2 separate regions of the Homo sapiens genome follow, and region 1 is linked to region 2. A link is a loop called in an ENCODE intact Hi-C map of the cell type or tissue named here. Cell type or tissue: spleen. All regions are shown on one strand. Each heading gives the region's core, and the rest is flanking DNA. Links, peaks and the distances in the headings are about the cores only. Region 1 overlaps ABI1 (abl interactor 1). Region 2 overlaps ABI1 (abl interactor 1).

Region 1 (15,935 bases), core at 2,694-10,693, 90 kb before region 2:
TTTTAACTTCCTTTCATTGAACCAGTGTACAACAGTTCACTGTACAACTGAAGGACTGACATGGCAATCCTTAAGAATTTTACCTACAGAATGAATGCACACAATTTGACACATTTTCTTAGTTTCAAAAGATTATTTAAAAAAGGAATTCAGTAGATTGACTTGTAAATAACCATTGCAGATTTTGAATCTGCAAAAATCCGTCACATTGCTGTTGGGACAGATTAAGATAAGGCTAAAATTTTTTTCCAAGTTAACATATTGAGAAAATAGAATCATAATTCTGCAATAAATCATTATCTTTTATTTTTTTTAAAGCAAATCAGTGAAGGAAAGGACAAAAACCTTTGGTTCACTTATGTATTTATGAATGGAAAAAGTTTATAATGCAAATTTCACTCATTAAAAAACTTAGGTACAAATTACAACATTACAGATAATTCTCTTTTTGCTTGTTTCACATGGAGACCTTGGAGACTCAATTCACGTTAAGACACCTAAGTACGAGTCCTCCAGGTAAATATTACACAAATGGGAAGCATCTTGAATTTTTAAGTATATTTCAATACATAAATTTTTATGCATGCTTTAAACAAACAGTATTTTTTTTAAATGAGAGAATCTAACAAAAAAAGTCTGACCAGCACCAGCATTTAAATTTTCTGATTTTAATATTAGTCTGACATAGCGTTAGTAACCATGCTGCACTGAAACATGTAATGGTACAATCTGAATCATGATTCGTTAAATATTATACCCCACTTCCCCCAGAATATTTAGGCTGGTCATAAAGTTAAAAATGTGTAAGTAAGTACATAAGCATAATCAGTTATGGACAGCTTCTTGTATAAATTGCTATTCAGCAATACATAAACTGCCTCAAAGATTTATGCTTACAGGTAGACATTCAATTTACCAATAAAACAGCATGTTCTGAAAATATGGGCACATTTTAAAACATATTAAGACAGTTCTGTTAACCATAATAGTCCCACAGTATGACTGAGTAATAAGAATCTACTTCAAAAGAAAAAAAAAAATTAATCAGTATAGTGCATGATTGATTCAACATAGTTCCCAGGGAACAGACCAGTCACTCGATTGCAGACTCCTTCATACCAGCCATCATCATTCTTCTTTATAACATAAATGATTGCACCCTCCATAAATGACAGCTCATCATCCTTGTCTTTTGTATAATCATATATTGCAACAACTATGGAAAAAACAGTTGAAATATCACATGAGTGCACTATATCCAAAATTTACTTGAATTTTAAGACAAAGACAATTAAATATATAGCACAGCAAAACTATTTTTATGAAGATTTCTTAATTTTTGTATCTATCAATATAAGTAGGTCAGTGGCCAACCATGTACTTAAATCATTGGCTTAATCTTAGAGCCAAATGACAATCTGATTAGACTGAATACATCAATAGGTTCTGTCAATCACTTTAAGAAAGCTCTCTGAATTTTAGAATTTATTAGATGTTTCAATTCATTCAAATACCAAGTGCCTATCATATGCAAAGCACCGGCTTTTCAAAATAATTATCAGGCAAAGAAAGCTGCATAGCCATTCAGTAAACCAGGTAACAATCCAAGCTATCTAATTTGAAAAAACACAGTTACTGGAAGGTAAATCACATCCTACTCATTCAAGGACCCATGCTAATTTAAGGGACTGTCCCCAGATTTTTTTTTAAAGAATATTTACTTACTTTAAAGGATTTTAATTAATACTTAGAGAACTTTGCAATTCTGTGGTGTCTGTAATTTTTTCAGTTCAAGATACAGGTTGAGTAACCCTTATCTGAAATGCCTGGGATCAGAACTGCTTTGGATTTGGGATTTTCAGATTTTGGAATTTTACATATGCGTAATGAGACATCTTGGAGATGGGACCCAAGTCTAAACACAAAACTCATTTTTGTTTCACATACACCTTATACACATAGTCTGAAGGTAATTTTATTTTTCCCTTGGGAACACTGAATAAACTGTGTCATGTGCCTGCATTTTGATTGTGACCCATCACGTGAGGTCAGGTGTGGAATTTTCCACTTGCGGCATCATGTTGGAACTCATTTTGGATTTTGGAGCATTTTGAATTTGGGACTTTCAGATAGGGATGCTTAGCCTATATTCACTTCCTTTGCAAACTGCTATGGAAAGAGAAAGTAATCCAAAATGTATAAAATGGCCCATGGACAAATCCAAACCACGCAATTTTTGTAAATAAAGGTTTATTGCAATATGGCCACATCTACTTACTCATGTATTGTCTATGTCTGCTTTTACGCTACAATAGCAGGACTGAGTAGTTGTGACAGAGACTGTATAGCCAGCAAAGTTTAAAATATTTACTATCTGGCTTTATACCAAACAAAGTGTGCTCACCCCTAGTTCTTGGGAATATACTTTTTAATCCTCCTCTACTATCAAATATATTACCCAATATATCATTCCAAATTTGTCAACTTATATAAATATGGTCCCATTTTCACAGTTAATTGGCTTCACCAAGTAAGAAAATATGGGTAAAAACACAATTCAAGGTCACTCAAGTTTATCATCCTCGTAAGTAACAACAGCTCTCTATTTGAAGGTATATGGGAATCTCAAGTAGAATATTCAAGACTTTCTTAACAATATGTAAATTACTTACTGTTTAAAAATATAAGGCCACGCTCGGCTCATGCCGGTAATCCCAGCACAGGGAGGCTGAGATGGGCGGATCACTTGAGGTCAGGAGTTCAAGACCAGCCTGGCCAACATGGCAAAACCCCATCTCTACTAAAAATACAAAAGTTAGCTGGGCGTGGTGGCGGGCACCTGTAATCCCAGCTACTTAAGAGGCTGAGGCAGGAGAATTGCTGGAACCTGGGAGGCGGAAGTTGCAGTGAGCCGAGATTGCACCACTGCACTCCAGCCTGGGAGACAGAGCAAGACTCCATCTCAAAAAATAAAAAAATATAAAAGGAAAACAAATTTACTTTTGCCACATATCCAAAACTTGGGCAGGAAAGAATGCTGCTGGTCTCAAGAGCTACATCTACTAGCTTAAAGTCCGTTAACCCAGTAAAGTCAATAGAAGGAAATATATTTCAAAGGCAACCAAAAGTGTTCAACTAAATCACAAGCATTTTTCAGAACTCTATAGAAATACAGATTTTATTTTTAATTGATTCCCACTTCTGCAAAAAGAAATACAGATTTTAAAATAGCACAGAACTGGATGAAAAAATAAAAACTAGAAACAGGATTTGTTTCTTCCCCACCTATATTTCTTAATAGATAATTATAGTGAATATCGGGTACTATAGGTAAATTAGACTTTAGAGTAGTTCATAATTTCATGAAATACAATCCTGATAATTTCTCTTGTGTTTTATAAAATCACCTAATTGAAACCTTAATTGAGGCTTTTCTCATGATAGTACTAATATATTTTTAAAGACCGATGCTCCTCCACTTACATACAATGGGGTTATGTCCCAATAAACCCACTGTTTAGTGGAAAATATTGTAAATTGAAAGTACATTTTCAACTTGTATTTTTTTTACTTATAACAGGTTTATCCAGACAAAGCTCCATCATAAGTTGAGAAGCATACTGAATGCATATCATTTTTGTACCATCATAAAGTTGAAAAGATCCTAAAGTGAACCATCATAAATCAGGGACCGTCCATATTTAGATATGAAAGGTAATCAATAGAGCTTGACAGAACTTTTAAAATCTTTACTAATTACATATAACTCCATTTTTGTGCCTTAGCTGTTTCATCTATAAAATGCCGTCCAGCAAGTTAATCTTCAGCTGAACGCATATGTAGTTTGAAAGCAAATCTAACACTGCAACTTTTATTTAAAATACAAAGAAAGAATCCCCCTGTACACTGGGAATAATACAAAACTTAGGAAGTAAGGTTTAAGTAAATCATCTTGGTTGGTAAGGCAGTTTAAAAGGCTGAGAAACATTGGATTAGATGTTCTTTATAGTTCTAAATTTCTACAATTAGGTTATTTTCCTTCACATCAACTCAATGACTGTACCTTACCTTTCTCAATATAATTCTTGGGGGCCCAAGCAGGATCCCCATCTGCATATGGATCATTATACTGAACTACTGCAGCCTCCTCATCTTCATAATCCACTGGTGGTGGTGGTGGGGGAGGTGGAGAGTCATCAAACATGGGAATGTCATCTGGTGGAGGTGGTGGCGGTGGAGTTGGACTATCAGCAACTAAAAAGATTCATATGATTGATTTGAATCAAAAATAAGTCTAGATGGAAACTTATAAGTTAACAGAATTTAAGAAAGCTCTAACTTAAGTACAGCATGCACTATAATAAAACATGCAATGATTAGAAATAAAAGCTTGGTGTGTTAAAGTTTATGCTACTCAAGAATCATTTAAAAATAACAAAATGAGCTAAAAATAAGGGTATCTGGAAGTACTACAAATTAATGAATGCAGGGTGTTAGGAGACAATGTCTCTTTTTATAAGGATTATAGGAGTAGTTTCCTTATTCCAAGGTTCAGATCGGGACAAATGTTAACAATCTAAAATAAATCTATGTCACTTTTGTCATTTGGACTGCAGTAATGATATGAGTAACATTACGTTAATGGTTTGATCACTCTTCACTCTGCTCATTCATGCCCCTGATTTTGGCTTGAAACAGCTTTGGTTCCCTAAAAATTCAGTCTCCTGTGGACAGATTTTTGTTTCTTTGTTGATTATTGTTTGTTTTGATGAAGAGAAAAGTAAAGTTGGTAGTATTAGGTCTGCTTCTGTGTGCAGATTTTCTACTCTGTTATTTACATTTTACAAGTTGAAAAAATGGAAAAAGAATCCCCAACCAGTAGAAAATCTAATTGAGTATTTTTAAAAAGGTTTATATTCATAATTAGTTTTTTAATGTAGAAAGCAAGCTAAAATTTTGCATTATTGCTAGTAAAACATAAGCACGGGATGAGGGAAAGCCTAGATCCTAAAGATTCGATTTTCTAAGAATACATCAACAATTAAGATTTAAACATAAAGTGTTGAAGATGTAATTAAAAAAAACAAACAAAAAGGAACTTACAGTAAACAAAACAATAAAAATGACTCATACCTCAAACTCTAGATGGTCGTGGTCAGTATATATGTGTGTGCTTTACACAGTCAAAGGTGTAAACAGGGAAATGGGAAAATGTCAGGCTAGAGCTCTGTTCAATGAACTAGTATAATATCAGGTAAAAATGCTCCTAAAATTTAAAGAATTCAAAGCTGGAACCCAATTAATGCTTAACTTAAATTTCTGATCAATAAATTTCTTTAAAAGTTCAAAAGACATATGAAAATGTTTTCATACAAATTGATACAGGAATTACATAATTCCTGCAGGGGAGAAGTTCATAATACAAACATACTAAATCAAATGCCAATTTCTGGGGCTATTTACGTGATCAAAGAAATCAGCCATAATCTATCTGTCATATAGGTTTAAACGTTTAGTCTACCCTCCTTGGAATAATGTGCTGAATATACAACCAAGGGCTCCAGGTTTAAAATATTTGCAGATAATGACCCTATTTCCATAACCACTTCAATGCTGTGATTTCTATTTTATCCTCTCGAGGGATGAAAGGGCTATTAGAAAACAAACCCTATATGGTAATGCTCACTATAACACCTATCAAACGGGTCTACAATTAATTTTTCTGCCTCATTCCTAGATCCATTTTATCTTTGCCCATAACTTCCTCTATAAAACTTTTTAATATTATTGAGGAGAGGAAAATGGGTACAGACCCCTCCTGACATCAAACAGCCATAGTTCATATCCTTAATTTGGCTTAATGTGTAAATTATGTATGTTGGTACCTTGCATTTACTCTTGATTTATCACATTAGTTTAATGTTTTCACGAAATTGTCTTTATGTCCAACTGCTGTAAATCTACATGTCTTATCTTCAAATTATGGCGAAGGAAGTCTTGGTTAATCTAATTCTCTGCATAATCATAAAGAGATGTAAACACACTGCTGACTTTTTTAGAGGCTCATATCTTAAACTGAAATACTTATTAATAGGCTGCTACATGCATTCATTATCACCCACTTTGAGTGTCATAAGAAACTGGGTATTTAAGAGAACACATAAAATTTGTACTTCATAAAACGTTTAAAGTACTGATACATATTTTAACACCAATCCTCCTAACACACTTTCAAAGAAAACAGAAACCAAATAAAGTTAGGGAATCTGTGGCACAAGGAGAATCACTGACTGACCCAAGTTCATATGTTTGGTAAAAAGAACTAATATAGTACCAAGAGCCTCTTTAGCAAAGACCACACATGCCTAGAATAATGTACACTAATACTGGATTTCTATATAAAGAAAAGATTTACCAAATAGCTAGTCAGTCACTTTGGACCCACAAAACTGATGTTCATTATGGCTATTTTAAATTATTTCCTAATAATTCTTACTGATATGGCAGTTCAAAAGTTTACACTGGCCTTGTTTTTAAACTCTGCAGCATTAATGACCAGCAGTTTACCCTTACTCATTTATTTTTAAAAATAAGATTCACATCTATCTATCCATCCATCCATGCATTTATTTATTTTTGCACTCTATTTATTTTTGCACGTCTAGGCTGGAGTGCAGTAGTGTGATCATGGCTCACTGCAGCCTTGACGTCCTGGACTCAAATGATGCCCCAGCCTCAGCCTACCTGGTAGCTGGAACTACAGGCACATGCCACTACACCTGGCTAATTTTTTATTTTTTTGTACAGACAGTCTTGCCATGTTGCCCAGGCTGATTATTCATATCTTTTTAAATGTTTGCACACATTAGGGTTTTCAAACACATATTAACAGTAAGGATGGCTTACACTCAGAAATTTCAACATTACAAAACAACATTTTATAACAAGCCAATTGGATCACACATTTCCTGAAGGAAGGGGCTTTTGTCTTAAACTGCTGGTATTCTTCCCGGAGTCTGGCACGTAACATCGGGTACACAAATATTTGACTGGCAGGAGGGAGGGAATGGGGAGAATAACACAACAGGGTCAGCAAAAGCTGAAGAATGGAATTTGCCACAATATATTTTCTTGGAGGATAGGCTGGGCAAGTGGGTTATTCATTTGTTCAAACCATCCTGAGATTTATTTTCATGGTGATGGTCCAAATGAAGTAAATTAAAAATAGACCACATTACCATCAACAGCTTTTCTAGCATATTATAATTCAGTAATAGTGGTATTTTTCACTTTATATAAGATTCACTGTGATCATGCAGTTAGGATTACACATCTTCTGGAATTTCAAAAGTAATCAGGCAGTAATATAAACTAGTCTATCCTGATTAAAGCCATATATCCAAAATAACTTCTCCCCCCCCACAAAAAAAAATCCCTGAACTTCATTCGAGAGAAGATCTAAAAAAGTTAACTGATTTTCATATTCAGGAACAATCTTCGTGGGCCTGGATGTAGCCAAAATGTGAAAAGGATGCTAAATTGCTTATCACTCACACTGAAATGGATAGCATGAATGTAATTTACTTATTCCTGGTCATTCAATCTTATCCTAACAATGAACCTTTACGTAGGTTCAATATCATGTATGTACAAAAATCTGAGGCTACAAAGCTTTCCCTAAAATTTTGAAATTAAGGGGGGAAAATCTGCCCCAATTTCATATTAAATTTAATCTTACAGTATATCTACCTATCTCTTGATAAATTTATTAGAATTAAAAATGTCTTCTAATTCTAGTAACTGTTAGAAGCTAAAAGTTTCCATATAATTTGAATTTTTGTGTTTGATTATTCTTTCCTTAAGAATATGTAAAGATCAGATCTCCTGTTTTAGGATCATGTAAAGACATAAGAAAATTGCAGCTTTGAAATTTATATGGGTCAGTAACCATGCACACAAAGAGAAAAAACTGAAGACCGTGCTCTTCAGTTTCAGTAACATGTCTGCACCTATTTTCAAGATTAGCTTCTCAATAAAAGTAAGGAAAACGATGACTCATCGTCAGCCATGCATGCTATAAGGAGACAGCCTCTACTCTTCCATAGCTCAGTTTTTCCAAACTTACTGTTTTCCTGCACCCTGGCCACGAAGCCTGTGAGAGGTATCTGTGGAGTCAACTGAGGCATAGGGGGAGGGGGTGGAGCAATAGAAACTGGTAGCAACAACACAGTATGGGGGAAGTAAAACAGATAAAGGAAAGAAAAGGAAACAAACAAAAAGCAGAAGTCAGTTACAAGGACCACAAACATAAGTATGCAAAGAACAGTTTGCAAATGAAACAAAACAAAACAAAAAACAAAACAAAAACCTGCAGAACCTTGGAGTACATTTCCCACAAGCAAACCTAAAGGCCAAGTTGTGCTTAGCCAATTAATTAATTTTATAAAAGAACAAATATACTTAATTCAATCCTAATGTTACATTGTTTGGGGAGGATTTAAATTTACCATCACATTCACTTTAGTAAAATAAAATTTTCAAATTCTAAGGAAAGACTTCTAAAATAGGTAACAATGAAATACCTACATAGGTTTCCAGAATATTGTGTCTTTGCCATAGCTATAACAGGTTTGTCTAGCTTTAAGGTAATGTTGTAAATTAGGACCCAAATAAATAAAACAAATATATAATAGCTATTTATTTCATATATCAATAAAAATATTAATCACAGGTTTCCTTTAAAGACAGTTCTTATTATATATCTAAATTCACACACAGCTCTCCAGGAAAAACTCTTGTTTGTAAAACAAGGTTGTTATTTTTTTAAGTTGGCAATTTTATGTTTAAAAATATCAGTCCTAAATTTACAAGGGAATATATCATGTTAATCAGTCAGAGTTTCATGGGATATCTCAAAAGTGACCTTTTCATCACTGTTCTGAAAAAGGAAACCTGATCTCCAATAAGTTAAAATACGTAGTTCTTTGCATTAAAGTAATTTTTAACAACTCATTGGATAGCTTGAAACACATTCATATGCATTTGTGGAGATGACATAATTGACAGGAAATTAATACCAAATACTCATGTATTAAAAATTATAACATACACTAGAAGTAAACATTCATATGTTTGTGACTTTGTCTCACTTTAACAAGACAGTAATTGCCAAAGATTGCTTAGAAAAAGTCAGTAGGACTAGATAGCAAAATTTAGTCTATCGGTAGTCACCAAGTAGTAACACTAAATTGATAGAGAAAAACAATTTATTGGTTACCAAGGATTAATCAAAAGGTTGTTTCAATTAATCCAACATGCAAATTCTGTTGGTAAGCATAAAAATTTGAAAGAAGTTCAGTGTTCAAAGAAGTAACAAAGCAATTATGTGCATTAATATTCATTGTATAGCTAAAGATAACATTCAATTCACTATGAAAGCAATCCTATTTCATTCTAATACTCTATAGAAGGCTCCTAAATAAAAGGTTAGAGGTTTTGACTTAAAAAACAAAAAACTCTCACAAACCTAAAAAAGTGTTTAGAAACAACTCTTAGTAACTAGCCATGCTGGTTAGTATGTAATGAAAAAGAAAAGCTATGCTGTGAAGATACTAATCATTACTACATTTAGACAGAAGGGAAAATGTGCACATCAAAACACTAAAAACATTCACGTACTACTACTACTACTACTACAACACCAACAGTAACTCAGATTGAAGGATAATTAATTTGACAAAACATAATAATTTATTTAAAATCTGAGGCCAAATTTGCTTTCCAATATTCAAAAGAATGTGGTCATTAATTAAAGTATACGGTTTGAAAATAATCCACACAAGCATTGCTAAAATAAAACTATAAAACTATGTATTATATAAAAAAGTCACAAAAATCCTATTTGCAGAGTAAATTAAATGTCTAAGTGGGGAAAAGAAAAATAATACACAAAAAGATGGGATCTAAAAATTCAGAATATGAAAAAAATAAAGTTGATGAAACAAGTGAAGTGAATTATTAGATAATCTGGAATATTTAGACAGACACTGGCTACCTTTTGATACCAAATGTTAGGTAAAATCCTATTTAGTGAAGTTTAACACTTCTCAGTAGCTTTAATATTTTAGTCTGGAAAAAAAGCTATATAAATTTTGGGATTATTTGTGAATTTTGATATTTCTGATAAAGTGGTTTTCAATTCTTAGGAATTTTTGCTATAACATAATTTATGTTTAAAATTTAAACAAAAAACTAATGAGAACTTTCAGTGGCTCACGCCTGTAATCCCACCACTTTGGGAGGCTGAGGTGGGTGGATCACCTGAGATCAGGAGTTCGAGACCAGCCTGGCCAACATGGTGAAATGCTGTCCCTTCTAAAAATACAAAAATTGGCTAGGTGTAGTGGCAGGCGCCTGTAATCCCAGCTACTCAGGTGGCTGAGGCAGGAGAATCGCTTGATCCTGGGAGGGTGAGGTTGCAGTGGACCGAGATCGCGCCACTGCACTCCAGCCTGGGCGACAAGAGTGAAACTCTGTCTCAAAAAAAAAAAAAAAAAAAAAAAAAACTTTCCCCTAGCTCTGCTTTAAAATACATATACAGGTCATTCATTATAAATAAAAAGAACTTAAAGCAACCTCCTATGTAAATATGGAGAATTCACTGAGTATTAAGTGTTTTTATATAAACAAAAATAACATGTGGCTCTAGAAAGAGCCACAAAAGCCATGTAGGAAAGCTTGTCTCATTCTATGCCCAGTGGGCACAACTTTTTAAGCTAAAAGCAAACAGTGGACAACAGGTTCATTTCTAATTTTGTTTTTTTTCCTTTTTGCATTGAACATCTTAATATGGAAAGTGATATTAATGACTACCCTACACTATTCTAACTTCCTAACATTATATGCTAAAACTATTTTCTTTTCTTACCAGCTTTTAAACACTGACTGCAATTAGTGTTGAGATGTGCAATTTGAGGTAAACAGAAAGAAATCAAAAGAAATTCCCACCATTAGAATTATTCAAAGACAGAGTAATTAAGCAGGCATCACAAACAGTTTTAATCGGTTTTGAACTCATTTCTGAACACGTTAATGACCTTAAAAGTGATAGCCAGCAATTTCATTATATTAATTTGAAGGAAAACTTTGACAATGTTTGTGTCTTTAATTTTACCATTACTACGCTGTCTCAAACATGCCAATAAATTCAGTTTATTTCTGCAATGTTTTTGTTCTCTAGTTCTACTTATGTAATAAAATCGCATATTAAAGTTAAATTTTGGTATACTCAATATAGACACGTCTCGATAAATTTAGTTAAGTATACTTGGTAAGTCTAAATTTTGGAAGAGAAAGTGGTAAACAATTACTCTTAAAATGGTATGATTCAAGGACTAATATCCTAAAACAAAAATAAACATGAAACATCATGGTTTTCAATTGTTGTCTATCACTGGCAAGAATAACAGTTTCAAATAATTTCCTTCAAAAGGAGCTCCACTGTTGCTGTATGCCTGCAAAGCACAAGCTTACTTGAATTTTGAGAATAAAGTGGACCTCCATTAACATGAGGCTGAGCAGAAAATTGAGCAGTCACAGAGGGAGTTCGTCTGTATCCACCAGAAGATGTCGAAGAAGTAGTAGAGTTGTGTCGAGATATCTGCCTGGTCATTGTGCCATACTGGGAACCAGGAGCTGAGCCCGGGGCTGCTGAAAAGCATTAGTCAAAGGCAACCAACAAAGAGACTTGAGCATTGTAATCACCTTAGATGGCAGAACAAAGCAGGAGGGGGCCTCAGTAAGAAATATTTATTACTTTTTCAAGACCAAGGCACAAAATAAAGAGAAAAGTAAAGATAAAAATCAGTAACTTTATCTCCAAAGTCAAAAACAGAGAGAAAAAAAAACAGCTGCATGGAAAGCTGCAAAAGTAAATAAGTAATATTCTCAAGCTTTTAAAAACCATAATCCCAAATGGTACTTTGCTAATATGATATATAAATTTTTTGTGCATTTTCAAATACATAGCTTTTATATGTAAATTGTCTTTCCAATAAAATAAGTACCAAAAGATGGTGTGAGGTAGGAAGCATCAGTCTTTAGATATAAGTAGATTCATGTCTGAGTTACAAATTTCTTCCTTTCCACTGACAAAACTTTCAGAATTTTGATTTGGCTAGATAGAGTCTTATAATGATAAGTCTCTATCTAGCCAAATCCAAGTTAAACAATAAATTTTTATTTACTAATATTTTTGAGTTTTTATTGAATTAGCAGTTATTAGTATCAATACATATTAAGTAAAATCATTTTTAAGAAATGTGCCATTTCTCGTTTCAAAGCACTTTCATGTAATGTCAGATTTGTTGTAGATCTCCAAAGTTTTAAGATTAACATACATTTTCCCTATTAAATTTTTATAACTGACAGAAGCAGAAAATTTTTTGACTCTATAAAATATGGCATTTTAAGGTAGTTTTGTTTAGCAAATCTATTCTCTTTCTCCATGCCTGGAGGGCTTCTTTTTCATAGTACATCCAAAGAATCTGCTTTTAAAAAAAAAAAAAAAATTAGCATGCTCATATATTTTCATCAGTTAATATCGAAACTGATGAAAATATTAATACTTAACATTGTATTAAGTGTCATCTTTCCCAACATTTCAAAAGTTTCATATTTAAAATGTTAATAGAGTTCAAAGCCTCTAAAGTTAACTATACTTTCCAAAGTTAACTTTGGGATTATTATTATTTTCCTTGCCCCATCTAAACAACAAACAATGACAGAGTAAGTAAAAAGCCAGCGTCCTAGTTTATCTTCATTCAGTTGTCTAATCCTTCTTAGAGGTCACACAAGGTATCAGATAAAACCATACAGCAGAGGTTGTTCATTAAGAGAAGTGCTGATCTAACATTTTGGAACTCCCAAGTCATAGGCAGTCACCAATTATTTGAATCATCCACATGCTCATTTTCTAAATAGAAACAGTTTAAAAATAATTGTCTATTCAAAAGCCTTCGTGAATAAGTAATTTTGGACAGCTAGGTTTTTCCAGAGAGCCAAGAAATAAGCCTTTAAGGGCCAGGTGCAGTGGCTCATGCCTGTAATCCCAGCACTTTGGGAGGCCGAGGCAGGCGGATCACCTGAGGTCAGGAGTTTGAGACCAGCCTGGCCATCATGGCGAAAACCCGTGTCTACTAAAAATACAACAATTAGCTGGGCATGGAGGCATATGCCTGTAATCCCAGCTACTCGGGAGGTTGAGACAGGAGAATCACTTGAACCCGGGAGATGGAGGTTGCGTGAGCCAAGACAGCACCACTGCATTCCAGCCTGAGTGACGGAGAAAGACTCCATCTCAAAAAAAAAAAAAAAAAAAAAAAAAAAAGAGTAAGCCTTTAACTGTTTTTTTTTTAATTTATTTTTTTATTTTGGGTAAAGAGTCTGACTGTCGCCCAGGCTGGAGTGCAGTGGTGGGATCACAGCTCACTGAAGCCTCAACCTCCTGGACTCAAGCAATCCTCCTACCAGAGCCTCCTGAGTAGCTGGGGATATAGGAGAGTGCCACCAAACCCATCTAATTTTTTATGTTTTGTAGAGACAGAGTCTCACTATGTTGCCCAGGGTGGTCTTGTCCTGGGCTCAAGCAATCCTCCCACCTTGGCCTCCCAAAATGCTGGATTACAGGTGTGAGTCACCACTCCCAGCCAACCATTTTTAATAGAAATCTCTGTAAAAGGATTTTACATTTCTCCGGCTTGTATAAAAAAGTGTACAGAAATCGAGTTATTTTTATTGGTGATTCAAGAACAAAAGCCAATCATTTAGCAATTCTGAGCCTATTTTAGAATTTAACATTTTATCATAAAATAAATAATGCCAAAGAGTGTGTGACTTATATGCATAATTATATGTTATACATGTGAATTATACACATACATGTGTGTATAAAAAAATTTAAATAATATACAGCTCAAGAAATCGAATATTAACAAGATCACTGAGGCTTCCTGTGTGCTCCTCTCCTGGATTCCAACCCCCACAAGGTGTATGTTAAACATTCTCTTTCTTCTGTAAATAGTTTTTGTCATATATATATATATATATATATATATATATATATATATATATATACACACACACATACACATATATAACCTTAAACAATACACACAGTTTTTACAAATTTATAAACTTTTGTAATGGAATCAATCTGTACATATTGTTGAATTGCTCTTTTTCCTTGATAATATTTTCAAAAATTCATCCATGTGGCTATGCATATCAATGTCATTCATTTTTGCTATTTTATTTGTATGTAAATATATCATAATTTATTTATCCATTCTACTACTATTAGACATTTTGGTTTGAGATTTGTGCTATCAATACTACTGCTACGAACATTCCTAAATATAATTCCTGAATCTCTAGGACAGTGGTTCTCAAACTTCATCATTGATCAGTATTTCTTCTTGAAGCCTTGTGTTTTGTTTAAGATGGGGTCTCACTCTGTCACCCAGGCTAGAGCGCAGTGGCACAATCTCAGCTCTCTGCAACCTCCACCTCCCAGGCTCAAGCCATCCTCCCACCTCAGCCTCCCAAGTAGCTGGGGCTACAGGCATGCATCACCATGCCCGGCTAAATTTTTTGTATTTTTTGCAGAGATGAGGTCTTGCTATGTTGCCCAGGCTGGTCTTGAACTCCTGGATCAAGCAATCCGCCTGCCTCAGCCTCCCAAAGTGCTAGGATTAGAGGCGTGAGCCACTGTGCCCAGCCTTACAGCTTGTTATAATATAGACTGCTGTATTATAACAGCAGAAACTCCCATCCTCAAGAGTTTCCCGATTGAAGCAGGTCTAGAAGGGACCTGAGAATCTGTATTTCTAACTAATTCTCAGATACTGATTGTCTGGGGATGACACTCTGAAAACCACTGTTCTAGGACAGCAGTTTTCACACTTTTTGGTCTTAGGGTCCACTCTTAGACAACCCCAAAAGCCTTTTGTTGACATGGGTTATAGCTGTAGATAATTACCATATTAGATACTGAAACTGATATATCTTTAAAACATATGAATACACAAGTACACATTTCATTAGGAGTCAAAGCAATGACTTTATCATACTTCATGCAGCTTCTAGAAAATTCTACCGTATAGTTATAACAGAATGAGAATGAAAAGGACAAATAATGAATAGAGCTCTGACCTCAAAAACTTCATGAAAGGATCTTGGTAATCCTCAGGGGTCCCTTAACCATATTTTGAGAACTAGTGCTCTAGGGTAAATATGTAGAAATGAAATTGATAAATCTAGGGTAGGTACATGTTCAACTTGACTAGGTATCAATAAATTACTTTCTGAAGTGAGTGTATACATTAATAAACTCCCACCAGCAATTTGCTTTCCTCACCAACACACATCCTCACCAACACTGGTACTAGCTAACTTCTACCTTTTTACCTGTCTGCTGGATATAAAATAGTATCTCACTGTGGTTTTAATTTTAATTCTTCTGGTTATTAATTGGGTTGAGGCTATTTTTTTCTCACAGATTTTCTACCAACAATTTCTATTCTTAGGGTCTTCATTTTACTACCTCCTTTCTCCCTTTTCCTTGGTATGTGCAAATGTTTGGAAAAGATGTTGTTAGACAGCTTTATTTCACTTAACCTGAAACTCAGCTCTCATTATTTGAAACACCTCATTATCCATTTCTACCCAGATTACTGTGATTGTGTATTTCTAGACTCAATGGTTTTTACATTGACATTTAAAATATATTTAAAATTCCTTATATGCTCAGTTCAGTCATCCCCAACTTGTGAACAATTTAAATGCATTTTATCGAGAAAACTATTTCATGGCATCCTGAGATGTCATAAAAACTGGGCCATATCAGAGTTTTTCAAACTATGATCCACAGGAAAGCC
Region 2 (15,935 bases), core at 4,947-12,946:
ACCCTGTTGGTTGAAATGTAAATTAGTACAGTCATTATGAAGAACAATATGAAGATTCCTCAAAAAACTAAAATTAGTCAGGCACAATGGCACACACCTGTAATTCCAGCAATTTGTGAGGCCCAAGTGGGAGGATCACTTGAGTTCAGGAGTTCAAGACCAGCCTGAGCAGCACAGCAAGACCTCGTCTCTACAAAAAATTTAAAAATTAGCAGGGTGTGGTGGTGCACACCTGTGGTCCCAGCTACTTGGGAGGCTAAGATGGAAGGATCACTTAAGCCCAGAAGGTTGAGGCTGCAGTAAGCCATGATCACACCACTGCATTTCAGCCTCGGTGAAAGAGTTAGACCCTGTCTCCAAAGGAAAAAAAAAAAATTATTCTATACCTAATTTTAAATACACACACACACACACACACAAATGTTCTAAAAGGAAATATATTGATACATGAGTGGTTATTTCTGAGTTGTGAGATATGGGTAATTTTTAATATTCTATTTTTCTGTATCCAACTTTTTCAACAACCATTACTTGAAGGGAAAAAAATATTTTTACTAATATTTTTTTTTTTTTTTTGAGACTGGGTCCAGGCTAGAGTGCAGTGGCTCAATTATGGCTCACTGCAGCCTTGAAATCCTGGGCTCAAGGGATCCTCCCAAGTAGCTGGCACTACAGGCGCATGCCACCATGTCTGGCTAACTTTTTTTGCATTTTTTGTAAAGTTGGGGTCTCACCATGTTGCCCAGGCTGGTCTCGAACTCCTGAACTCAAAGAATCCTCCTGCCTCAGCCTCCTAAACTGCTAGGATTACAAGCATGAGCCACTGTGCCCAGCCTATTTTTACTGAGAATTTTAATGACATGGATAATTCTCTTGATAGTATCTTTTTTTGTTGTTTGTTTTTTGTTTTTTTGAGACACAGTCTTGCTCTGTCACCCAGGCTGCAGTGTAGTGGCGCAATCTCAGCTCAATGCAACCTCCACCTCCCAGGTTCAAGCGATTCTCCTGCCTCAGCCTCCCGAGTAGCTGGGACTACAGGCGTGCGCCACCACACCTGGCTATTTTTTGTATTTTTAGTAGAGACAGGGTTTCACCATGTTAGCCAGCCTGGTCTCGAACTCCTGACCTCAGGCAATCCACCTGCCTCAGCCTCCCAAAGTGCTGGGATTACAGACGTGAGCCACTACGCCTGACCTCTTGATAGTATCTTAGTGGAAACCGACAACATGTATTTGTGTAAACAGTGTGACCTAATTTTGTCTGATATAATTAGTACCTGTACAAACTAATATGCCAGACAATGAGAAGATAGGCATGTAAATAGTTGGATTATGAGTGATTTATGTTTTCATCCTTTCCCTCTTGTGACATTTTCCAAATGATCCACAATAGCCGCGTAACATTTCTGTTGCAACCATCTTGCAGATACCAGGAAACTAAGAATAAGGCTAATAGTACCTCCCTACCACCCCACCAAAACTGAGGGTGAAAATGTAAAGAATGTGAATCCTTGATGATACTGAGCTGAAGAATTAACCCTAACTCTAACCCTAAATTCCTACCTTGGAATTTGTTACATGAAATAATAAATGCTCCTTACTGTTTAAGTTAACTGAGTTGTATTACTTATAGCCAAATACACCCTAAATGATTTAACTTTTATATGGGAGGAGAAAGTACTTTCATAAAAAGGGTCTTGGCTGAACCAGAAAGTAACAATTTATAATAATACCCCCTAGTTACACAGACAAAAGATCTACTAAAGTAATTCTCAAATTACTGAGGCTGTTTTCTAAACTAGTCCAGTAATTTATAGCTGGTTATGTTACTCATTAAAATGTTACCTGAGAAATCACTCTAGTTTGCCTTTCCCACAAGGCAATTATATTTTAAACTGTATTAAATATACAGTCGGCTTGGGCTGCCATTAACAAAATACCACAGACTGCATGGCTTCAACAAGAGAAATGTATTTTCTCACAGTTCTGAAGGCCAGGAAGTCCACAATCAAGGTTCCAGTAGGTTCTGGTTCTAGCAAGGGATTTCTTCTTGGCTTGCAGACAGCCACCTTCTCGCTGTGTCCTCACATGGCAGAGAGAGACCAATCTCTGTTGTCATTTCCTCTTTTATAAGTACCCTAGCTCTATGGGATCAGGGCTCCAGCCTTATGACCTCATTTAACCATATTCACCTCCTTAAAGGCCCTAGCTCCAACACAGTCACATGGTGGGGGAGACGGGTTTGAGGCTTCAACATAAGGATGGCAGGGGGACACAATTCTATTCACAATTAGAATAATCTTTAACTTCAAACATTAGGAAATGATGTCTTCTTACAAATACTTGACGGCAATACTGTTAACAGTTACATATAATTAGTATTTAATTTTCTTTTTCTGGTGTTTTTGTTTTTGAAACAGAGTCTCACTCTGCTGCCCAGGCTAGAGTGCAGTGGTGCAATCCATCTCAGCTTACTGCAATTCTGCCTCCCAGTTTCAAGCAATTCACATGCCTCGGCCTCTTCAGTAGCTGGGATTACAGGTGGGTGCCACCACACCCAGCTAATTTTTGTATCTTTAGTAGAGACAGGGTTTCCTCATGTTGCCCAGGCTGGTCTCAAATTCCAGGCCTCAAGTGATCCACCTGCCTTGGCCTCCCAAAGTGCTGAGATTAGAGGCATGAGCCACCACACCCAGCTTAGTTTTCAAAGCATTTTCACATAGTAACCTAAGCAGGTATCTTGGTTTCACAGATGAAGGCACTAATGAAAGCTCACTGATACTGATCTTTACACAACTCTTAATCTTATTACTTTTTTTTTTTTTGAGAGAGAGTCTTGCTCTGTCACCCAGGCTAGAGTACAGTAGCACAATCTCAGCTCACTGCAACCTCCATCTCCTGCGTTCAAGCGATTCTAATGCCTCAGCCTCCTGAGTAGCTAGGATTACAGGTGACCGCCACCACACCCAGCTAATTTTTGTATTTTTAGTAGAGACAGGGTTTCACCATCTTGGCCAAGCTGGTCTGGAACTCCTGACCTCGTGATCCACCCACCTCAGCCTCCCGAAGTGCTGGGATTACAGGCATGAGCCACCGCACCCGGCCAACTCTTAATCTTTCACATGCACCTGAGGTATGGGAACTTCATTTTACCTAATGTTCTAAACATCAGAATCAGTTTAGGGAAAGGGAAGAGGAAGGAGCAGAGGACAGGGTTCCAAGCAGAATGAAATGAACAGTATCTGTTTAAAGGTGAGTAAGCCTACGACAGTAGACCCAATGGGGGAATATACCACAAGGCTCCAGAAATACTATAGGCCCTTGAGAGCATTTTAGGGAATGTGGATTTCATTGTAAGTCTAGTGGGGAAACACTAAAGAATTTTTAGGAAGAAAAAATATGACTAGTTTCAGGCTTTAGAAACATCACTTCAGCTGCAGTTTTATAAACTAGATTGTGGAAATCAGAGGCCACAAAAAAGGAGACAAGGATTCTGTTGCAATATGTATTCTGTGACACATAAACAAGAAAGACATCTTTAAGTGAAATATCCCACTTAGCCTAGCAAACAATGAGGAAAAAGAAATTTGTAGTGGTTAAATAACTTGCCCAAGATAACACTGCTAGGAAGAATAGAACCGCTACGTCTCCCAAAGACCACGGTCTGCCACTATGCCACACTGCCTCCATTTATAATTCTAAAAATGAACAAAGTATAATTCTAATGTGGCCTCTATGATGAACCACTCCAAGTCATCATTAACTACTCTGCATACCGCATGAATTTTAATTCACTGGGAGGGTAAAGAGCGGAGACTGAGAAAGTAAATGTTCTCAGGATAACTGAGCATGTTTTTGATCTATGAAACAATTGATGTTCTACACATAGGGTTCTATAAATGGAAGAAACAAAAATTAAACATTTAACACGTTTCTAGGTTATCCTTCACTGAAGTGACAAAACCACATCTTTAATTCATGCCCAAATAAATTTAACTAGCCAGGTATGGTGGCTGACACCTGTAATCCCAGCACTTTGGGAAGCTGAGGAAAGTGGATTGCTTGAGCTAAGGAGTTCGAGACTAGCCTGGAGAACATGGCAAAACCTCATCTCTACAAAAATATAAAAATTAGCCAGGCATGGTGGCATGAGCCTATAGTCCTAGCTACTGGGGAGGCTGAGGTGGGAGGACTGCTTGAGCCCAGGAGGTTGAGGCTGCAGTGAGCCGAGATCATGCCACTGCACTCCAGCCTGGGCGACAGAGCAGGACCCTGTCTCAAAAACAAAAATAAGGGGAAAAAAAGGTAACTTTACTAGGAAATTACTTAAGCAGTATAATGCATCTTTTAACAAACTACTAGGTAGGGTGGTAGTTAACACTGTCACAATCAGCACCACCCTTAACTGACTTGAGAAAAAGAAGTACTTCTGTTTAAAAAAAAAAAAAAACATGCCAGGCTTGGTGGCTCACACCTGTAATCCCAATGCGTTGGGAGGTCAAGGTAGGAGGATTACCTGAGGCCAGGAGTTTGAGAGCAGACACAGCAACACAGCAAAACCATGTCTCTACAGAAAAAATAAAAATAAATAAATCTTTAAAGTTTGCACTTTAAAGATGGTAAAGATGGCAAAAATGGTAGCACGTGCCTGTAGTCCCAACAACTTGGAAGGCTAAGGCAAGGGAACTGCTGGAACCCAGGACTTTGGGACCACAGTGAGCTATGATCACACGACTGCACTCCAGCCGGGGTGACATAGAGAGATCCTGTATCAAAAAAAACAAAAACAAAAACAAAAAAAACAAATTCAAGATTCTATGAATACTAGCAAAAGTACCTTGTCCTTCCATCGATTGTATTTCCTCACTGCTGTAGTTTAGATGTTTGTCCCCTCAAACCTCATGTTGAAATATGATCCCCAATGCTGGAGGTGGATCCTAATGGGAGGTGTCTGGGTTATGGGGGAGGATCCCTCATGAATGGCTTGGGGTCCTCAGGTAAATTCTTGCTCTACTACTTCCAAAGGGCTGGTTGTTTAAAAGGGTCTAGCACCTCCCCACCTTGCTTCTTGCCAAGTGATCTCTGCAAATGTCAGCTCCCTTCCCTTCAGCTACAAGTAGAAGCAACTTGAAGCACTCATCAGAAGCAGATGTTGGCACCATGCTTCTTATACGGTCTGCAGAACCACAAGTCAAATAAATTACCCAGCCTGAAGTATTCCTTTGTAGCAACACAAACAGACTAAGACACTCACTTAAACCAGCTTACAACACAGTTTCACAGAATAGTCTTAGCTATCTCCAGCCTAGTGATTCATTAATCACATTTTCCAAATCAAAAATCAGGACCAGTATGACACTACCTGACAAATTACGTGTATCCTAATTTCTTAATCTATTCTGGAAGAGTATAAAACTTACAAAACTGTAAGTATCAATTAATCTCTACTGTAATCAATTGAATTTTCTATGCTACTGCTATTCCAAAAAATCTGAGATGTGAACAAAGGGATATTCTGTTCACACAGAAACAAGAGACAAAAAATAATAATTTATTAATAAATTATCACATCAGATCCCAGGCAAATAGGTAATTTAATCACTTAGAAATCTAAACACCAATTAACAGGATACAAAAGCATTTTTAAAAAGGCATTCACCTCAGTATATGGGCCACACCAATACAGTTTTGGTCCATCATCAACCACTACCATTAGATTCTAGCATAGTAATTAAAATTCAGGCTGTATAACAAAGATCAAGAAACTATGTCCCTGCTCAGGCCAAATACTTCTCCCCATTTTTGCAAATAACATTTTACTAAAACATAGCCACATCCATTCCTTACATATCATCTATGGTTTTCTTACTACAATAGCAGAGTTGAGTAATTGTGTCAGACCATATGGCATGCAAAGCCTAAAATATTTACTATCTGGCCCTTTACAGGAAACACCTGCCCACTCTTGCTCTAGAAAAGTGATTCTCAACTCTAGGTGGACATCAGCACTACCTGGTGAGCTTTTATTCTTTTTATATCAACCATATATTTTATTTCATTTTTTAAATAAATTTTATTGTATATATTTAAAGCATACAACATGATGTTATGGGATTCATATAGAAAGCAAAATGGTTACTGCAGTGAAGCAAATTAACATATATATCAACCCACATAGTTACCTTTTTTTTTTTTTTTTGGTTTGTTTTTGTGGCAAGGACAGCTAAAAATCTATTCATTTAGCAGGAATTCCAAATATAGTACAATTTTATTAGCTACAGTCCTCTTATTAGCTACATGTTACACATTAGATCTCTAGGCTCTTTCATCCTACATACTTGCTATTTTCTTACCCCTCACCTACATTTCCCATTCCCCACCCACTTGCTCCTGGTAACCCACTCTTTTATTCACTCTGTATATTTGACTCTTTTTTTTTATTTTTTTTAAGATTCCACATATGAGATCATGCAATATTTGTCTTCCTGTGTCTGGCTTATTTCACTCAGCATACTGCCTCCAGGTCATCCATGTTGTGGCAAATGGCAGTATCTGCATTTTAAGGCTGAATAATATTCCATTATATATGCATATCACATGTTCTTTATCCATTCATCTATCAGTGGACATTCAGGTTGTTTCCACAGCTTGGCTAATGTAAATAACACTGCAATGAACATGGGAGTGCAGATATCTTTATAAGGTGATCTCACTTCCTTTAGGTATATGCCCGATAAGGAATTGCTGGGTCATATAGTACTTCTATTTTTCATTTCTTTAGCAACCTCCATACTATTTTCCATCATGGCTGTACCAATCCACACTCCCACCAACAGTGTACAAGGGGTCCATTTTCTCCACACCCTCGCCAACATTTGTTATCACTTCACTTTTTTATGACAGCCACCCTAAGGGGTGTGAGGTGACGCCCACAGTGGTTTTGATCTGCATTTCTGCATGGCTAATGCTGTTGAGTACCTTTTCATATACCTGTCAGCCATCCTTATGTCTTCTTTGAAAAAACATCTGTTCAAGTCTTTTGCCCATTTTCTAATCAGATTATTTTTCTATTATTGAATTATATGAGTTCTTCATGAATTTTAGATATTAATCCCTTATCAGATAAATGGTTTGCAAATATGTTTTCCCAGACCATAGGTTGTTACATTTTGTTGATTGTTTCCTTTGTTTTGAAGAAGCTTTTCAGTTTGACGTCATTCCATTTATTTATTTTTGCTTTTATGGCCTAAGCTTTTAGTGTGGAATCCAAAAAGAAAATTCTAGCTGGACACCAGCACTATCTGGTGAGCTTTTTAAAAAATTCCAGAGCCTGAGACCCAATCTAACCCTCTCCCCCTAAAAAGATGCCAATTTCATTGGTCTGGGGAGAGGCCATTAGCTATTGATATACCAGTACAAAAATGTGTACAATTAAACAAGAAAATTCAAAATACAAAAATCAGGGTTTTACCATATAATATAAAAGATAAAGGCAAGACATTAATATACAGACCACAGAGTACTACATAATAAATTAGAGCCACAAGAGGCTAGGCGCAGTGGCTCACGCCTGTAATCCCAGCACTTTAGGAGGCCGAGGAGGGTGGATCACAAGGTCAGGAGATCAAACCATCCTGGCCAACATGGTGAAACCTCACCTCTACTAAAAATATAAAAATTAGCCGGGCATGGTGGTGTGCACCTATAGTCCCAGCTACTCGGGAAGCTGAGGCAGGAGAACTGCTTGAACCCGGGAGGAGGAGGCTGCAGTGAACCAAGATCTAGCCACTGCACTCCAGCCTGGGCGACAGAGCAAGACTCCATCTTAAAAAGTAAATAAATAAATAATAAATTAGAGCCACAAGTTTGGCTCTGGCTTTTGCATGAATCCACAAAGATAAAGGAAAAAAGATTATATGATTTATAGTATCCATAGGTCAAAATATCTTGGTGGGGTCCAGCATGGTGGCTTACACCTGTAATCCCAGCACTCTGGAAGGATGAGGTGGGCAGATCACCTGAGGTCAGGAGTTCAAGACCAGCCTGGCCAACACAGTGAAACCCTGTCTCCACTAAAAAATACAAAATTAGCCGGGGTGTGGTGGCATGCACCTGTAGTCCCAGATACTTGGGAGGCTGAGGCAGGAGAATCGCTTGAACCTTGGAGGCGGAGGTTGTAGTGAGCTGAGATCATGCCACCACACTCCAGCCTTTATGACATAGCAAGACTCCGTCTCAAAAAAAAAAAAAAAAAAAAAAAAAAAAAAAAATATATATATATATATATATATATATATATGTAGAAGCAAAGCTTTTCCTAAAACTTCCATGTGACTATAAAAGGAATGTATTGCAATTCTCCTCAGTGATGTAAATATTAATATATCACACATTCTTCCCACCTTGCAGCACCGTACCTCCTCACCCAAAAAGCAAAAATGAGAGTGGCAGGATTTTCATAGAGATAGTACCATGCTGCCTTTCTTCTTCTTCTTTGTGGTAGTGGGGCAAGGTAGGAGAGGTAGGATGGGTGGAAGAAATACCCAATTGAGTTGAAAAAAAAAATAGCTCTATATACCACAAGACATTAATAAACACTAACAATAAAGCCACTCATACAAGCAGTCCCCAAGTTATGACAATTAGCTCATACAAAAGTGATTGATTCAGACCTATAACTCATTTATCTTATATTTAACCACTCATCCAGTGGTTTCTGTTGATTATGCCAAACGTGTCTAGACAAATGAACAGAATATGTCAGGACATAGCAAAAGCACAATTTCATCTTACCAGTGTTAAATTTAAAACACGGTTTCTATTTTCAAATCTGGGAAACACTGATCCGATCTTCTACAGTTTAGTGACAGCAGTTCAAGTATGTTTTTGACTAAGACTTCATCTCCTCCACCTTCCCTGGCACTTGACACTACTCACAGCTCTCCCAAACATGCCTTGCTATCTTTCTGTTCCTACTACCTATATATATCCCTTGCCTCCCAATCCCCCTTCCCCTCAACTCTTTAAATTAATGACTCGGCTAAACTCATTCTTTAGGAGAAACTTTGCCTGAGAACCCCCAAACACTACTGTTCCTTAGAATTCTCTCTAAAAGTTCCTTTCAAAAAGAGATCATTTTCAACCCACGTCATATGTATTTGAAATTTATAAAGACTACACATATAAAAATACCAACAATCTGTAATGCAGAAGGTTATGATAGAACATCAAAATTAACATCAAAAGACATGCACCTCATGCCACAACAGTATATAGCCAGAGAAACTGGAATCCCTTTCCTCTCCTCTTCCCTCTTCCCTTCCCTGTTCTGCCCACGCAGCCAGCTAGCAGTCAAGCTTTATTCCTATTCTCCAACCCACTGCTCTGCCAATCAATTCAATTGTGGAGGAGTAAAAGCTGGAAAGTGTCAGAAACCAACTGTGTACTAACAGCTGAAAAAGAGGGGGTCTATAGATTCACTTCTGTGACTGCAAATTACCTTCTGTAGGCGCATTAGCTTTATGCTAGGGGAAAATAGATACCGGTTAAATAAGCCTTCTTTGGGTTCTCCTTTTCCCGCAGCCACCCATATCTCCTTCACCAAGGCTTGCTGATTCTTATCTTCCTTTTCAATCTTACTACAGCTATCTCAATTCATGAAATACTCTTTACAGTGAGACAAATGTGACAGTCCTCTAACTGGTCACTGTCCATCCAGTCTCTCCCTTCTCCAATCCATCCCGTACCAATGTAAGATGAATCTTCCCAAAGCACATCCTTTGTACAAAAACTGGAAAGGCAGAAAACAAGCATACAGTTTGAGGGGAGAGGATAATAGCAGTATGGGGAGAAGAAGAAGAGACATTTTAGGTTTGACTTTTAATACAACTGTATTGACCCTTTTATAGGAACATATTACCTAAATGCTTTAAAAAAAAAAAAAGCTGCTTGACATATTCTCTTTCCATAAGCAAACTTCTGACTGCCCAAACTAAAATCAAAACCCTTTCAAAAATAACAATTATTTTTCTTCCATACAGAACATTTCCTCATTTAACTATACATACTATAGACCAATTTTCTTTTTCTTAGATTTAAGGCTTTTCAGTGATTTCTACATAGCTTATAAATAATATAGACACAAAGCAGGGCATGATGGCTCACACCTATAATCGCAGCACTTTGGGAGGCTGAGGCGGGCGGATCACCTGAGGTCAGGAGTTCGAGACCAGCCTGACCAATATGATGAAACCCCATCTCTACTAAAGCTACAAATACTAGCTGGGTATGGTGGCATGTGCCTGTAATCCCAGCTACTTGGGAGGCTGAGACAGGAAAATCACTTGAACCCGGGAGGTGGAGGTTGCAGTGAACCAAGATCGTGCCATTGCACTCCATCCTGGACAACAAGAGCGAAACTCTGTCTCAAAAATAATAATAATAATATAGACATCATACCACCACATCATAATACCTAACAGACAGTCTTCCATAGAGTAGGCAATTAACTATTTGTTGAATGAATCTTTCTCTATTTCAGTTCAACAAATCCCAATAGCCTCAAATACTCCTCTTTTTAGAAAAGAAAAATAATAGTCACAGTCTACCATGATGAGTTCAGGCACTGAAGATTTTAGAAAAAATGGACAAGCACAGTGGCTCATGCCTGTAATCCCAGCACTTTGGGAGGCCGAGGCAGGCAGAGCACCTGAGGTCAGGAGTTCAATACCAGCCTGGCCAACATGGTGAAACCCCGTCTCTACAAAAAAATACAAAAAGTAGCCAGGCACGGTGGTGGGTACCTGTAATCCCAGCTACTGAGGCTGAGGCAGAGAGACTTGCTTGAACCTGGGAGGTAGAGGTTGCAGTGAGCTGAGATCACACCACTGCACTCCAGTCTGGGCGACAGAGTGAGACTCCGTCTCAAAAAAAAAAAAAAGATTTTAGAAAAACCATCACCAATTGCTACCATCACCTCTAGACTAGCCACCCTCCAATCTGTTCTGAACTCCTTCCAATCTGTAGTCAATCCTCCTTCCAATCTGTTCTCCACTCTAAACAAGAGTAAACTTCATAAAAAGTAAAAATTATATCATCCCATTGCTGAAAACTTTCTTTCTCTTTTCTTTTTTTTTTTTTTTCTTGAGGCAGAGTCTCACTCTGTTGCCCAGGCTGGAGTGCAGTGGCGTGCTCTCAGCTCGCTGCAACCTCCGCCTCCCAGGTTCAAGTGATTCTCCTGCCTCAGCCTCCTGAGTGGCTGGGACTACAGGCAAGCACCACCATGTCTGGCTAATGTTTGTATTTTTAGTAGAGACGGGGTTTCACCATGTTGGCCAGACTGGTCTCAAATTCCTGACCTCAAGCGATGGGCCCACCTTGGCCTCCCAAAGTGCTGGGATTACAGGCAGGAGCCACTGCGCCCAGCCTTGCTTAAAACTTTCAATGCCTTCTCATCAGCCTCAGACAAAAAAAAAGATCAAAATCCTTATCTGGTACCTACCTACCTCTTCACAGATGACTCTGTTTACTCTGAAGTACACAAGTGTGTAACTTGTTCAAAATCACTCTGCCTTCACTCTTACCTTTGAGCCTGTACACATGCTGCTCTCCCCTCCACAGAGACACTGTTTTCCCTTCCCCCAAATGTTCTCGGTTAACATATATTCACCCTTCAGATCTCAACTCCAACATTACTTCTATGACACACCAAGCTAGGTGGCAGCACCTGATGTATACTTTCATGTCACATGTACCTTCCCTAGATGTAATTTATTATAGTTTGAGTTATTTGATTAATGGAGGAGGCCAACTATAAAATCACTTGAGGGTAGAAACTGTATCTGATTGACAAAACAGTCTGACACATAATACGTGTAAAAAGTCGCAGAATAACTGAGTATGTGACAAACTAATATACTCTGTCATACTAAGAAGCACAATACATATAATTATAAATATATTTCATTTTACTGTGCATTCCTTTTGGAACTCCTGTGGTTCCAACTTGGGAGCCTATACAATTTTGCCAGTTTTCTTTGGGATCTTTATGGTATTATCTGATTATTCTAAAAGAATAAGAGTTATCACCAGTTTGTCTTCCCACTATTCAAAGCAAACTCTGAGGACCAGGCATGGTGGCTCACGCCGGTAATCTTAACTCTTTGGGAGGTCAAGGTAGGCAGATCCCCTGACCCCAGGAGTTCAAGACCAGCCTGGAAAACATGGTGAAACCCTGTCCTTAACAAAAAAATAACAAAAATTAGCCAAGCGTGATGGTGCACACCTGTAGTCCCAGCTACTTGGGAGGTGAGGTGGGAGGATTGCTTGAGCCCAGGAGGTTGAGGCTGCAGTGAGCTGAGATCGCACCACTGTACTACAGCCTGAGCAACAGAGAGAGACCCTGTCTTTAAAAAAAACAAGCAAAATTTGATTATTATTAATTTTAAGGGAAGATGGAACTGAAAAAAAATAGGCTTCTCAAACCTTTTAAAAGAGATATTATTTAACAGAGGAAAAGATAAATGCAAAGCCTTTTTTCATGGAAAACATAAAATGTATATAATAAAAGGGGGAAAATGCCAGAGAAACAACTAAAACAAAAAGTGTACCCTCTGTTTTTTGTCCTTTTCTCCCACTTCAGTTGGGTTATTCTTATTTTTTAAGATGTTGGGCCAGACCTGGTGGCTCACACCTGGGAGGCTCACATGTTGGGAGGCCGAGTCAGGAGGATTGCTACGTTGGGAGGCCGAGTCAGGAGGATTGCTTGAGCTCAGGAGTTCAAGACCAGACTGGACCACATGCCAAAACCCTGTCTCTATAAAAAATACCCAAAAAATTAGCTGGGCACGGTGGCACACCTGTAATTCCAGCTATTTGGGAGGCTGAGGTGGGAGGATGACCTGAGCCCAGGATTTCAAGGCTGTAGTGAACAGTAATCGTGCCACTGCACTCCAGAACCTGGGCAACAGAGCGAGACCCTGTCTCAAAAAAAAAAAAAAAAAAAAAAGAAGAAGAAGAAGAAGAAGATGTAAATATATTAGTACCAAAGTGATACATGCCATGGATAATAACAAGAGATTTCTTCACATCTAATTTGGAACATACTCAAATTAGAAATGAATGATTGTTATATCATTTTAAAATTAAAAATATTATTTCTCACTACTTCCTAAAAATCATTTAATTTTAAAACCGCCTATGAATCAAATAAATTCATATCAACAAATTACTAAATTTTTGGTATGAAATTTGAAGATAACAGATTTATGAAACTTTTAGCAGCAAATCAGTTTCAAAATCAGTACTAGTGAAAGGTGAATTGTACAGAGCAGTAAGACCCAAATATTAAGAACCAAAATAATTAGCACAGTATGCAATATAAGAAGAGGCTTTTTTTTTTTTTTTTTTTTTGAGACAGAGTCTCGCTCTATCACCCAGGCTGGAGTGCAATGGTACCATCTCAGCTCACTGCAACCTCTGCCTCCCAGGTTCCAGTGATTCTCCTGCCTCAGTCTCCCAAGTAGCTGGGATTACAGGCATGTGCCACCACGCCCAGCTAATTTTTGTATTTTTAGTAGAGACGGGATTTCACCATGTTGGCCAGGCTGGTCTCGAACTCCTGACCTCAGGTGACCCACTCACCTTGGCCTCCCAAAGTGCTGGGATTACAGGCATGAGCCACCACGCCCGGCCAAGACTTTCTCCATAAGAAACTTTACATTTTTTATTTTAATGGCAACTACATTAGTCAGGGATGCTCAATATACATAGTAGTATACAATGATATTTAAAATTCAGACTCCCATTAGCACAAAAGGAAGGTATTAAGTCTACTGAACCAATCATCTATCCCAAATGTTGTCTAGTGTGTTCTGCAGACCCCTGAGGATTCCTAAGACCTTTACAGGGGGTCCACGAGGTCTAAATTATTTTTATAATACTACTAATGTTATTTGCTTTCTTTCCTGAGTTGACATTTGAATTGAAGGTACAAAAACAAAGGTAAATAAAATTACAATAGCCTCTTAGAGGTAATCAAGGCAATGTCACAGACGATACTAGTACTCATTGTGTTCTTTACTGCCAACCATCCACAGAAAAAAAAAGAAAAAGGTTTAAAAAAGCCGGTTTCACTTTAAAATGTTCTTGATGAAGCAGGAAAATTTATTAATTCTATTAAATCTTGACCCTTGAGAAAATGTCTTTTAATATTGTATACGACAAAATGGAAGTACACATACAGTACTTCTGCTACATACTAAGTATGATGGCTCCTGTTAGGAAAAAGCACTTGTGCAGTTTATTTGCAAGCTGAATAAGCCAATTGTTCATGGAACACCATTATTACTTCAAAAACAACTGATAGGTAAACTAAGATTATTTAGACTTGAGCATTTGGCAGACATTTTCCTAAAAATGAATAAAGTAAGCCTAATACTTCAAGGAAAATAACTGGTAATATTTGTTGCCAATAATAAAATTCAAGCTTTCAAGCAAAAACTGGGATCTTGGAAAACTTGAATCCATCAATGTGAACTTGCAAGCTTTGCAATACTTGAAAATTCTTCTAGTGAGATCTGTGTTAATATTAGTGATTGCAATTTTTTCACATTGTATAATGAAATGTGTCAACATTCAGAAGGTCTGCATAACTCAGTGAAAAATATTTTCCAAATGGCCTATGCAATGTATTTTAAAGTAATGGAGTATAAAATATTTATTGATATAGTTTCAGAGTCCACACTGTAACTAACCTTTAAGAAACTACCATCTACCAAGTTTTGTTGTTGTATCAAAGAAAATCATCCACAATTATGTGCACAGCCTATTACAATAGTCCCCCTTTTTCCACTACACAACTGTGTGAGGACAGATTTCCTTCATATACTTCAACCAAAACAAAATGAACAGATTAACTGCAGAAGCAGATATAAGAATTTTGTTGCCATTTATTTTTCACTGAGATGCAATAATGTAAAATAATGTTACTCTTGCCCTAAACATTTTTGTTTTGGAAAACTAAGGTTACATTTTTCATAAAACATTATTTATGTTAATAATAAACACATTAGATATCCCTTTAAATGAATGTTTTAAACTGCTCAGTTTTAGTTTTAGTACAGTAAATGCTAACAGATAGAACCCGCCTAAAAAACGTTCTCGGCCAGGTGTGGTGGCTCACGCCTGTAATCCCAGCACTTTGGGAGGCCAAGGCAGGCAGATCACGAGGTCAGCAGTTCAAGACCAGCCTGGCCAACACGGTGAAACCCTGTCCTTACTAAAAATACAAAAATTAGCCAGGTGTGGTGGCACATGCCTGTAGTCCCAACTACTCAAGAGGCTAAGGCAGGAGAATTGCCTGAACCTGGGAGGCAGAGGTTGCAGTGAGCCAAGACCGCGCTATTGCACTCCAGCCTGGGCAACAGAGTGAGACTCCGTCTCAAAAAAAAAAAAAAAAAGAAAAGAAAAGAATGATGCCCAGGTTTTCAGTGAGTGGGTGGTTGGTAGTGATAGGTTTAGAGGAAGGTGTTGAGTTCAGTTGCTAGCATCTTATGTCTGAGGCACCTGTGATTCAAACAAGCGGAGGGGTCAAGTAGGTTATTAGATATATGAATCTAAACCTCAACAGAAGAAAGATCTAATCTAGAGATTTAGATGGGAATAAATAAAACAGCTTGAGGTGAGATGTGTAGAAAAGAGCCCAAATGAAGCCACTTTAATACTTAATAGTAACAGAGAATAATGGGCCAGAGAGTAATAGGAAAAGCATGAAAGAAAGGTCTATCAGAGAAGCCAAAGGATTAACTTCTCAAAAAAAGTAGGAAAAACCAACCATGCAAAATGATGCAGAGAAAAAAAGCACATGAGAACTAAAATGGGAAAGAATTTTGCAACATGGAGGTTATTAGCATTCAGAGAGCAGTGGAAATAGAACAG

What was found. Hi-C counts contacts between places; a loop is a spot of excess contacts. Peaks named below come from ENCODE experiments on the same cell type or tissue, not always from the same donor. Only the 100,000 strongest peaks of a DNase experiment are listed, where the experiment ranks them.
Region 1: a loop joins it to region 2, with 2.4 times the contacts of the local background. A loop is called at or near these places in 6 of 110 quality-filtered maps.

The regions. Positions count from the first base shown.
Region 1 is chr10:26,747,530-26,763,464 of GRCh38, forward strand. ABI1 (abl interactor 1) reads right to left here. Exons shown (of 11, transcript NM_001012750.3): 8 at 11,533-11,709; 9 at 8,126-8,212; 10 at 4,069-4,254; 11 at 1-1,216. The coding sequence ends at 1,041. Among named protein-coding and RNA genes, the nearest start is that of PDSS1, 58 kb to the left of the region's middle. RefSeq lists enhancers at 8,009-8,128, 8,219-8,278. In spleen, for the core only: no CTCF peak of the experiment used is centred there; no DNase peak of the experiment used is centred there; H3K4me3 peaks cover 637 bases; H3K27ac peaks cover 247 bases.
Region 2 is chr10:26,835,218-26,851,152 of GRCh38, forward strand. The region is part of intron 1 of ABI1 (abl interactor 1); the gene reads right to left. Among named protein-coding and RNA genes, the nearest start is that of ABI1, 18 kb to the right of the region's middle. In spleen, for the core only: no CTCF peak of the experiment used is centred there; no DNase peak of the experiment used is centred there; H3K27ac peaks cover 357 bases.